Regions from separate parts of the Mus musculus genome. Here region 1 is linked to region 2. A link is a loop called in an ENCODE intact Hi-C map of the cell type or tissue named here. Cell type or tissue: heart. All regions are shown on one strand. Links, peaks and the distances in the headings refer to the core of each region. The heading gives the core; the rest is flanking DNA. Region 1 overlaps Gm32074 (a long non-coding RNA gene). Region 2 overlaps Lipc (lipase, hepatic).

The links. A loop is a pair of places that touch in the nucleus more often than their neighbours do. Peaks named below come from ENCODE experiments on the same cell type or tissue, not always from the same donor. Only the 100,000 strongest peaks of a DNase experiment are listed, where the experiment ranks them.
Region 1: a loop joins it to region 2, with 2.4 times the contacts of the local background. A loop is called at or near these places in 3 of 42 quality-filtered maps.

What each region holds. Positions count from the first base shown.
Region 1 is chr9:70,975,170-70,979,563 of GRCm38, forward strand. The region is part of intron 2 of Gm32074 (a long non-coding RNA gene); the gene reads right to left. Among named protein-coding and RNA genes, the nearest start is that of Gm32074, 3.0 kb to the right of the region's middle. In heart, for the core only: no CTCF peak of the experiment used is centred there; a DNase peak (open chromatin) is centred at 2,432.
Region 2 is chr9:70,845,108-70,849,501 of GRCm38, forward strand. The region is part of intron 1 of Lipc (lipase, hepatic); the gene reads right to left. Among named protein-coding and RNA genes, the nearest start is that of Gm32017, 67 kb to the right of the region's middle. In heart, for the core only: a CTCF peak has its summit at 2,533; DNase peaks (open chromatin) are centred at 2,774 and 3,391; H3K4me3 peaks cover 724 bases; H3K27ac peaks cover 2,662 bases.

The DNA.
Region 1 (4,394 bases), core at 193-4,192, 130 kb after region 2:
GGCCATTGGCCGCTTCCCCGACTGGTCTTGGGTAGCAGGCTGGAGATTAGACCTTTAACCAAGTTGAGGGCAGATTTAGGGTACTGAGCTAGGACTAAAGGTAACTAAGCAACTAAATTGAGGGCAGATTTAAAGTTGTTAATCTGGGAGTAAAGAAAGCATGCTAGCCGAGGGAGGCTTAAAAGTGTCCGGCCACTGAGCTAAAAAGCATATTAAAAATAAGATTGTGTGTGTGTGTGTGTGTGTGTGTGTGTGTGTGTGTGTGTGTTTCATCCATGGATCTGAGGAAACCGGGGAGGGGGCTAGAAGAGTGATCCGCCTGGAGCTTAAAGCGGGGTAGTAAAAACTCCATGATACACTGAGATTTAGTTCCTTGGGTCTTGCCTCCAAGGGCTCATTCATCACAGTTCCACAATGAAGCTATCTCAAGAAAATCACTTGCTAGGCTTAGCCTTTCCTAGATGGTTCCCGATATGTACATACACTCATGTCCAAAAATACACATAAAATAAAATAATTTTTAAAAGGATTTTATCTGTTAGTCATAAGATATGTAGGTGGGTAAGAATTAGCTACTAAGGGGTGTAAAGATAGCTCAAGATAAATTGTAATTAAGCTCTGAACCTGCAACATTCCAACCTCTCCATGATCCTAATTAGTCAGTTTGCCTTGAGTAAGATTGTGTGGGAAGCTTAGGCTGCCCTCTGGGAGCTTTCATTCATAATACTTTGGCTATTCACTTCCTCTCCCAGGAGCACCCACCCTCAGCTTCTATATTGGGAAAGGACTGGTCTTGTATCTTCTCCACAAAAGCCTCCTCACCCTTGTTAGTGTGGCGTTAGAGCTTGGTGATGCTACTGTATGATGACCGAGGGCACCCTGCCACTTTAGGGGTTCTTAGTGTGCTGAGTTGTCAAAATACCTTCCAGACTCTGTCTCATTCCATCCTTATAAAAGCCATACACAACCCACACTTCCTTTGTCTCCATGGTAGCTGAAGAAATACTGTAACATGTGGGAGGTTGTGAGGCTCAACAATGACAGAGGCAGGATTGGAATTTGTGTGTTCCAGGGTCTGAGGACCTGTCCTTAAGCACCATGCTGTTCTCAGTCTTCTACCCATGAAAGTACTTAGGACATCTCACTGTTGTTTATTTGCATCTCTCTCTTTCAGTAGACAAAAGGGGTTTGAGGGCAGAATTAACGATTATACTTGAGGAAGGAAGAAAAGCAAATGGGTTTTCATGATGATCTCCATAAGGACATTAAAAATATCCATATTCTCTGGATTAGTCAGGGTATCTAGAGGAACAGAACTAATAGAATATATATATATATATATATTAATAATATAAAAACATAAAATCCCATATATAGGATTTATTACAATGGCTTAAAGGCTGTGGCCCAGCTAGTACAACAATGTCATCCAACTACCAATGGAGATCCAGGAATCTAATAGTTGTTCAGTTCACAAGGCTGCATATCTCAGCTGGTCTTCAGTACACAACAGAATCCCAAGGAAGTAGGTTCTAATGCCAGTGAAAGAATGGACTTAATAATGAAAGCAAGCAAGCAAGTAAAAAGCAAAAACTCCCTACACCCATTTTCTTTTTATACGTTGTCAGCAGAAGATGTAGTGGATCTTCTCACCTCAAAAGATCTGGAATAAAGGTGCATCTTTCCACTTCAAATGATTTAATTAAGAAAAAAAATCCCTCACAGATATGCCCAGCCACTTGTGGTTTTGTTAATTCCAGATGCAGTCAAGTTGATAACCAAGATTAGTTATCATATTCTCTAATAGGGAGAACAGGCTGGAGTTACTAGAGTTTTAATGGAATATGTTATTCCATGAAAATAGCAGGATGTTTTTGCCAATGGGGAAAAACCCTGATGTTCCAAGAAAGTTTAGGCCAGGGTTGGATCAATTAAAAATTATTTAAAAATGGAAGAACTGATCACATTCATCAGTAAAAAAAAAAAATTGTAGTCTTGAGACAGGTGTAGTGGCACAAGTCTTTAATCTCAACAATCACACTTGCAGAGGCAGAGGCAAAGGCAGAGATCTCAAGGCCAGCCTAGTCTATGCAGAGACTTTCAGGTCAACTAAGGCTATATAGTGAGACTCTGTCACAACAGCAGCAGCAACAACAACAAAACAAAAAAAAAAGAGAATTGTCATTATAATGTATTGATTAAATTCACATAAACTTGCTCTGTAGAGGAATAGTCAAGAAGCTATGTATAGAGTATTATAATGGAACATTATAGACAAATGTCTGATCCTGGATGATGAACCTTAAGTGAGTCCTTTTACAGGCAGATAAAACTGGTGGATTCTTTCCCTATAAAAATAGACACATATGTCCTAGGAAGTGACTAATGTTTCCAAGTATTTCCTATTCTCCAAGTTCAGGAAGCAGCTGTGGCAGAACTGAGGCTCAGGCATCTGTGGAGTCAGATAGCCCCAGGGTTTGTGTGTCAGGCCTCCTAAGGCCTCTTTTCCCAGCAGTGTTCAAGCAGAGTTGGCTGTTGTGACAGGAAACGTAGATTGAAACTCCATTGAAGTTCCATCTCACCCCAGTCAGAATGTAGAAAACAAATGACAACAAATATGGCAGGAATATGGGAGAAAAGGACCCTTATTCACCGATGATGGCAGTGTCAACTGGTACAGCCACCTTGGAAATCAGTGTGAAAGATCCTAAAAAAGCAAAGAGAACTTCAGCATGATCCAGCTGTACCACGTGAGGGTACAAGACTGAAGGAGATAGTGCAGCACAGAGACACATTTACACATGCATTTGTAGCTGCCGCCTTCACAAAAGCCAAGAGATGGAACAGGTCTAAATGTCCATCAACTTGTGAATGGGTAAAAAAAAAAAAAAAATTGGTATGTATACAAAATAGGTTTTCATTCAGCAGAAGAAAAACTGAACTCATGGCGTCTGCCGAAGTCATTATGTTAAGTGAAATAAGCCAGAGTCAGGAAACAGATCAGAAGAGTTGAGGAAGAGATAGAATAGAGATGGTGATGGAATGTGCAGAACAGGAAAACAGGGAAAATGAGAAGAAATGGAACCCACCAGAGAGGAAGGGTAATACTTCTACATGTTCATTGATCATCAATTAACTCCTGAGCAAGGGTTAAAATTAGTCACGTTTACAAACTTGGTCATTGCCCAGCCCTAACAATTTCTAACTCCAGTTATAAATTAACATACTTACCTTTTTAAATACTTCACATGGCTGTCAGGGCAAATTTACAATATTTTGAAGTATTTAAATTATCTAAATTTGGACCATACTCCTGAATAATTATAGTAAATTAATTTCTTCTCACCACGTTACAACTATTTGCAAATTTGAAATGATCAAATTAGAATTATCAAAATAGAAAATGCTAATTTCTTCATCTTGGTGTAGCATTTTTCTTCCCCACCTTGAATTGTTGAATGGGGAACTAATTCTGTGCCCTGCTTAACTTATAAGAATATGAAGACAACCTCAGAAATAGTGCTTTGGCTATCAAAACAGGCTAAGTAAATTGAAGGTGCTGTTTTCGGTCCAGATGAAAGCTAATCTTTGGTAAGTTCCCACTTGGGCCACTTGAAAACCCAGGCTTATCTTCTCCTCCCACAAATGAAATCTTACTCAGAAAAAGAACAGATAATTGAAGTGGGTTCAAAAGACTCACACAGATCTGTGTCTTCTCCTTTGAAGATAGACTATTGACTAGCAATATGAAGCTCAGGAATCTGCTGGATGGGTTAAGGGTCAGAGGGTGTCTTAGGTGTGAAGGCGAACATAGCCGGAGACTTTGAATAATGAAATAGTCCCCACCATCTGCCATGACCCATTCTAGTACTTCCCCTGTGGTCCATATGAAGATAGTGTTAGGTGGAAAGAATAGTGACAGCCGGAAGAACTGTGTCCTCATCTAGAGAGAGGTGGAGACGGTGTATTAGTAATTGTTACTTTTCTTGTTTCTATGACAAAATACCTGGCTGACAAGCAACTTAAGGGAGGAAGGGTTTATTTTTGTCTCACAGTTTCAGGAAGCAGAGTCCACCACGGTGGAGAAAGCGTGGCAATAGAAGCAGGAAGCTGCTTGCTGGTCATATTCTATCTGGAGTCAGTAAGCTGAGCTTGAACAGGAAATGGGGTTGGTTGCAAAGCCTTCGAGCCTCCCTCTCCCAGGGTTGTCCTTCTTCCAGTGAGGTTCTATTGCCCAAAGGTTTAACAAACTTCCAAAACAACACCGTCATCTGGGAACTAAGGGTTCAAATCCATGAGTCTGTGGGTGACAGTTCACACTCAAACTGCGAAAGATGAACATTCTCTAAAGCTCCAAATGCACTCACTTGTTTGATGATGAAAGAGTAGAGTTG
Region 2 (4,394 bases), core at 190-4,189:
ACACAGAACTTGGGAGGTAGAGGCAGGGGTATTAGAAGTTCAAGATCATTCTTGTCTCCATAAGAAGTTTGAGGCTAGCCTATGCTACATAATATCTCAAAAGAACACCACACAAAACCTCTTTATGTTCTTGCTCACCAATTTTGTTATTATTATCATTTCTAGTGTTGTTCAAGTTGACTGACCTTTCTTTTAATTGTGGGGTTTTGCCTTCTTCTTCTTCTTCTTTTTTTTTTTAATGTAATTTCTGTTTAGACACCACACTCTGAATTTTCTCTTCTTGGTCTTGGACATTGTTGAATGTTCTAAATATTATTTCTGGGTACAGTTACTTTACTTGGAAATGATTTGAGCCTTTCAAACTTTGTTATGTGGGACCAGAATGGCTTTAGCTTGGGACTCATGGTCCCCGGTCCTGAGGTGATAAACCTTGTGAATAGTCAGGTCTATCTATTCCAGTGCTTCCTCACCAATCTCTACTGGGCTGAAGACTCCAGGAACACTCTGCACCTCTCTGAAACTCCTTCCTCTGTCAGCGCTGCCTTTCTCCTGTCTGAACTCTAAGCTCTGCCTCTCTCTCCAAAGGGAGAGGCTGGTGGGCTGGGAACCCCCTTCAGGCAGCAAACTGAAAAAGAATCAGAGTGCTTTGTCTTTATTTCTCATCTCTCAAGGTCGCTGTCCTGTGTTGCTTGTTGCCCGGGGCTTGAAAACATTTCCCAGGAAATAATAAAAGCTGGAAGACTCCCCAGGAACATCTTTAAAGTTCAAACAGAGATGCACAGAAAACCCCATTGCTGCGGAGTCAGCTGTAAGTTGGTCGGTGCTGAGTTGGTTCTTAAAGCCTAGCTTGGTGCCAGCAAGGCACGGACAGGTGACAAAGAAGATAGACGTGCCACATGCATGTGGAAAAGCACTGGGAAGGAGAGGGACGAGATACTGGCGAGCCTACAGCAATGCCAGCCGCTCTACAGAAAGGGCCCACAGCACCTGACATATTTTATTCCCCCTTGGGGCCACCTCCTCATGCTATCTTTCTTCAGCTTAGTGATTGACACCCGAAGCCTCAAACTTCAGGTATTCTTGATCCCATTCCTCCCTTGTCAAACTTTGAATCAGTTTTCAACGCCTGTTCATTTTTGTCTCCAAAATATCTTCCAGTTTAACCCTACCTCGCCATTCTTATTCAGACCTCACTCAGACTCTCCCAGAAACCCACTATTTGACACTCAGAAAGGTACATTGCCCATCTGGCTCTGAATTTCCCTTTATGGACTGTATTTATATAGTACATATAGATCACTTTTACTTCACACCGATAAAGTTTGATTCTGATGAAGGTCTACCCAGAGAGGCACATGTTAAAGGTATGAGTGTGTCCTGACACCATAGCTAGTGTTCAGTATTTGCTGGGTGAATGAGAGATTTAAAGAGAAAGGGTTAGAAAGATGGCTCTGCAGTTAAGAGCACCTTTTATACTTTCAGAAGACCTGGGTTTGATTCCCAGCACCCACACAGTGGCTCACTCTAGTTCTACGGAATCTAATACCTTCGGATGCCCTCCACAGACACACTCACACATAAAATAAAGTTAATAAAATTTTAAAATAGGAAACCCATAAGAACTTGTATCTTTCAATAGTTAGGTTCCACCAAACACATACATCGCAGCCTCAAGTGTTTCTTCCTGTTTTAATTTGCATTTCGTTACAGAGACTTTAGAAACAAATACACAGTGCGTGTTTGTCCATTAACTTCTTTTATTTACTGAGCCAGATAGTTGCCCTTCCTACCTCTCTGTCTTACTCTCTTGTTCTTGAAGTGAGGGCAAATTAGAGCAGAATGTAACACTTGTTGAAACAATAGGAAACTCCATTTCTAGTGCGGGGTCGAAGCTCAGTTGGTAGAGCACTTCCTAACATGGATGGAGCCCTGGGTTCTATTCCCAGCAGCACATAAACCTGGCCACCGTGGCTCACATGTGAAAGTAAAGCACTCAAGAGGCAGGGGGATCAGAAGTTCGAGGTCATTCTTGGCCACTTAAGAGTTTAAAGCCAGTCTTTGCCACAGAAGACCTGATCTCAGAGAAACCAAAACCAAAAAGCAACCAACCAACTCACAAATGAACAAACAACTCAACTAACTAACTAACTAACTAACTAACTAACTAACCAAAGTCAAGGAAACACTTCTTGCAGCATCAACACTATTTCCAGTTTTGTGGAAGCTCCTCATAATTGTTTTAGTTTTAGTTTTTTTTTCTTTTCTTTTCTTTTTTTTTTCTATCTTTTTTGTTTGAGACAGGGTCTCACTATGTAGCCCTGGCTGAGCTAGAACTTGATATGTAAGGCCAGACTGACCATAAACTCAGAGATCTACCTGCCCCTGCCTCCGAGGTGCTGGATCTAAAAGCGTTCTCTATCACCCAGCCTCTTACTTGTTTTATTGAAATTTGTATTATTTAGAGTACAACGAAATGGAGGCCACCCAGCTTTAACAGGTCCACAGCAGCAGCGGCTCGGAAGGCTAAGCCGCTTGTTCCAACCACAAACAGGCGCCACACTCTCTGTGTTCAGCTGGTAGCCGGGCCACTCGGACAAGCATGTTTGCTAAGCCCCTGTTATTCTTCTCTCCTCTGCCTCTTTCCCATAACAACATCTGATTGCTTCACTCACCCTCTCCCAATCTGTCACCAGCTTGTCACAGACTTGATTGAAACACTACTAATTTAGCACGATGACTTTCTGGCAGGGTGAGGTTGGCAAAGCCAGAGGAGATGTTTGTTTACCCAGAAGAAAATGACTCGGAGGTTTGGAAACAGAAAGCCCCACCTGCCACACCCTAGAGCCATGAAGCTATGCCTAGGGTAGGGATTCCGGGAGGATCCCAGTGCAGAGGCTGCTGTGGGCGGAGCCAAGGCTGAGGCTCCAGCTGCCTTGGGGGTCTTTCTGGGTTCTTAACTCTAGGAGAGTGAATTAAGGGGGTTTCTTTCCGAGGGCTGCTTTGCTAGAGAACCTTATTCTTTTCTTGTTTTCAAACAAGGCTCATGCTAACTGCAGTTGGTTTTTGAGTCCTCGGTTCTCTTTTCCGTTTATCGACTTCCTTTTCCTTTTCTTTCCTCACCTTTGGTTTTTAGCACTTCCCTCCATTGTTCTGAGGACTATTTGTTTTTTTTTTTTTTCTTCTTCTGGGAGTTAGCCATCTAATAGGAGTCAGGGCAAAAGAGGCCAGCTCTGAGTGAGCCCTGCCTCCTAGGGAGCCCGGGATCCACTTTGAAGATTGTTGAGACTATTTGTATTAATAACACTTGTTCTAGTATTGTTCCTCGTTTCTGATCATCAAAGAGCTCAGAAAGGTTGAAGCCCGCACAATCTCTGCCAGCTTGTCCTTGGGAGCAAGTGTCTAGAACAGGGTTGATCTAAAATTGTTTTCTCAGTGAAGTGGGCGGGCTACAGATTCACATCAAGGGAGTGTCAGCTTGCAAAACAGCTTCTTGGCAGAAAGGGATGTGGGATTTCAGAGGAACTGTAATCTATTCAGTGCTGGTTAAACGAACTCCTTGATTCTGAGTGTGGTGTGTGGAACCTGGGTCCGTGCCCAATGAACAATTGCGCTCCTCTGTAGCAGGGGGCTGCAGAAAGTGGAACAGCCTTTGAGATGGGAGTTTTGCTTTTCCCATGATGCTTTGCGTTTCCCTTTCTCCATATTTTTATTCTATTTAATTTAATTTTTGGTGTTTTGCTTGCCTTAAAGGAGCTGAAAGGTGGAGTGTTGTTTGTTCCACGTTTATAAAATGACCCTCACTGTGGCAGGTCATCTTGTCAAGACTGCCTAGCTTGCTTACATTGACCATAAGGACAGGGACCAGGATTTCATCTTTCTTCCCTCTGCTTGTGGCCTCCAGTATATACTCAGAGCCAGAGAGTAGGATGCTTCTCCTGCAGCTGGGTCTCCAACATCATAAAGAGGCCACTTTAAGATGGGTGCCACAAGTCTGGGACTCCATAAAAAGTCTGGTCACCTTAAAAGATAGGGACCTAGAGATGTCATTTCCCTGGCTTTGATCCCTGTGGGATTCCCAAACAGATTGGCACACCCAGTTTGCCCTGGTCATTCCCTCCTAACATAGCTTGTTTTTTAACTTGTGTCCTGGCTTCTGACTCTTTTAGAAAGCAAATAAAACAAGGCAAAACTTAAAACTAAAAACCATTTAGTTTTAAACCTTAATTTCAAAAGGACTAAAGATTTATTGTGGAAAACTTTTAAAATGGGGGAGAAACCTTCCTTAAAATATAAGGAGAAATAACCAAAATTATCTTCAGACATAGTACTACTGCTAGATCCTCTCCTGGACATATACCCAGAAGATGTTCCAACTGGTAATAAGGACACATGCT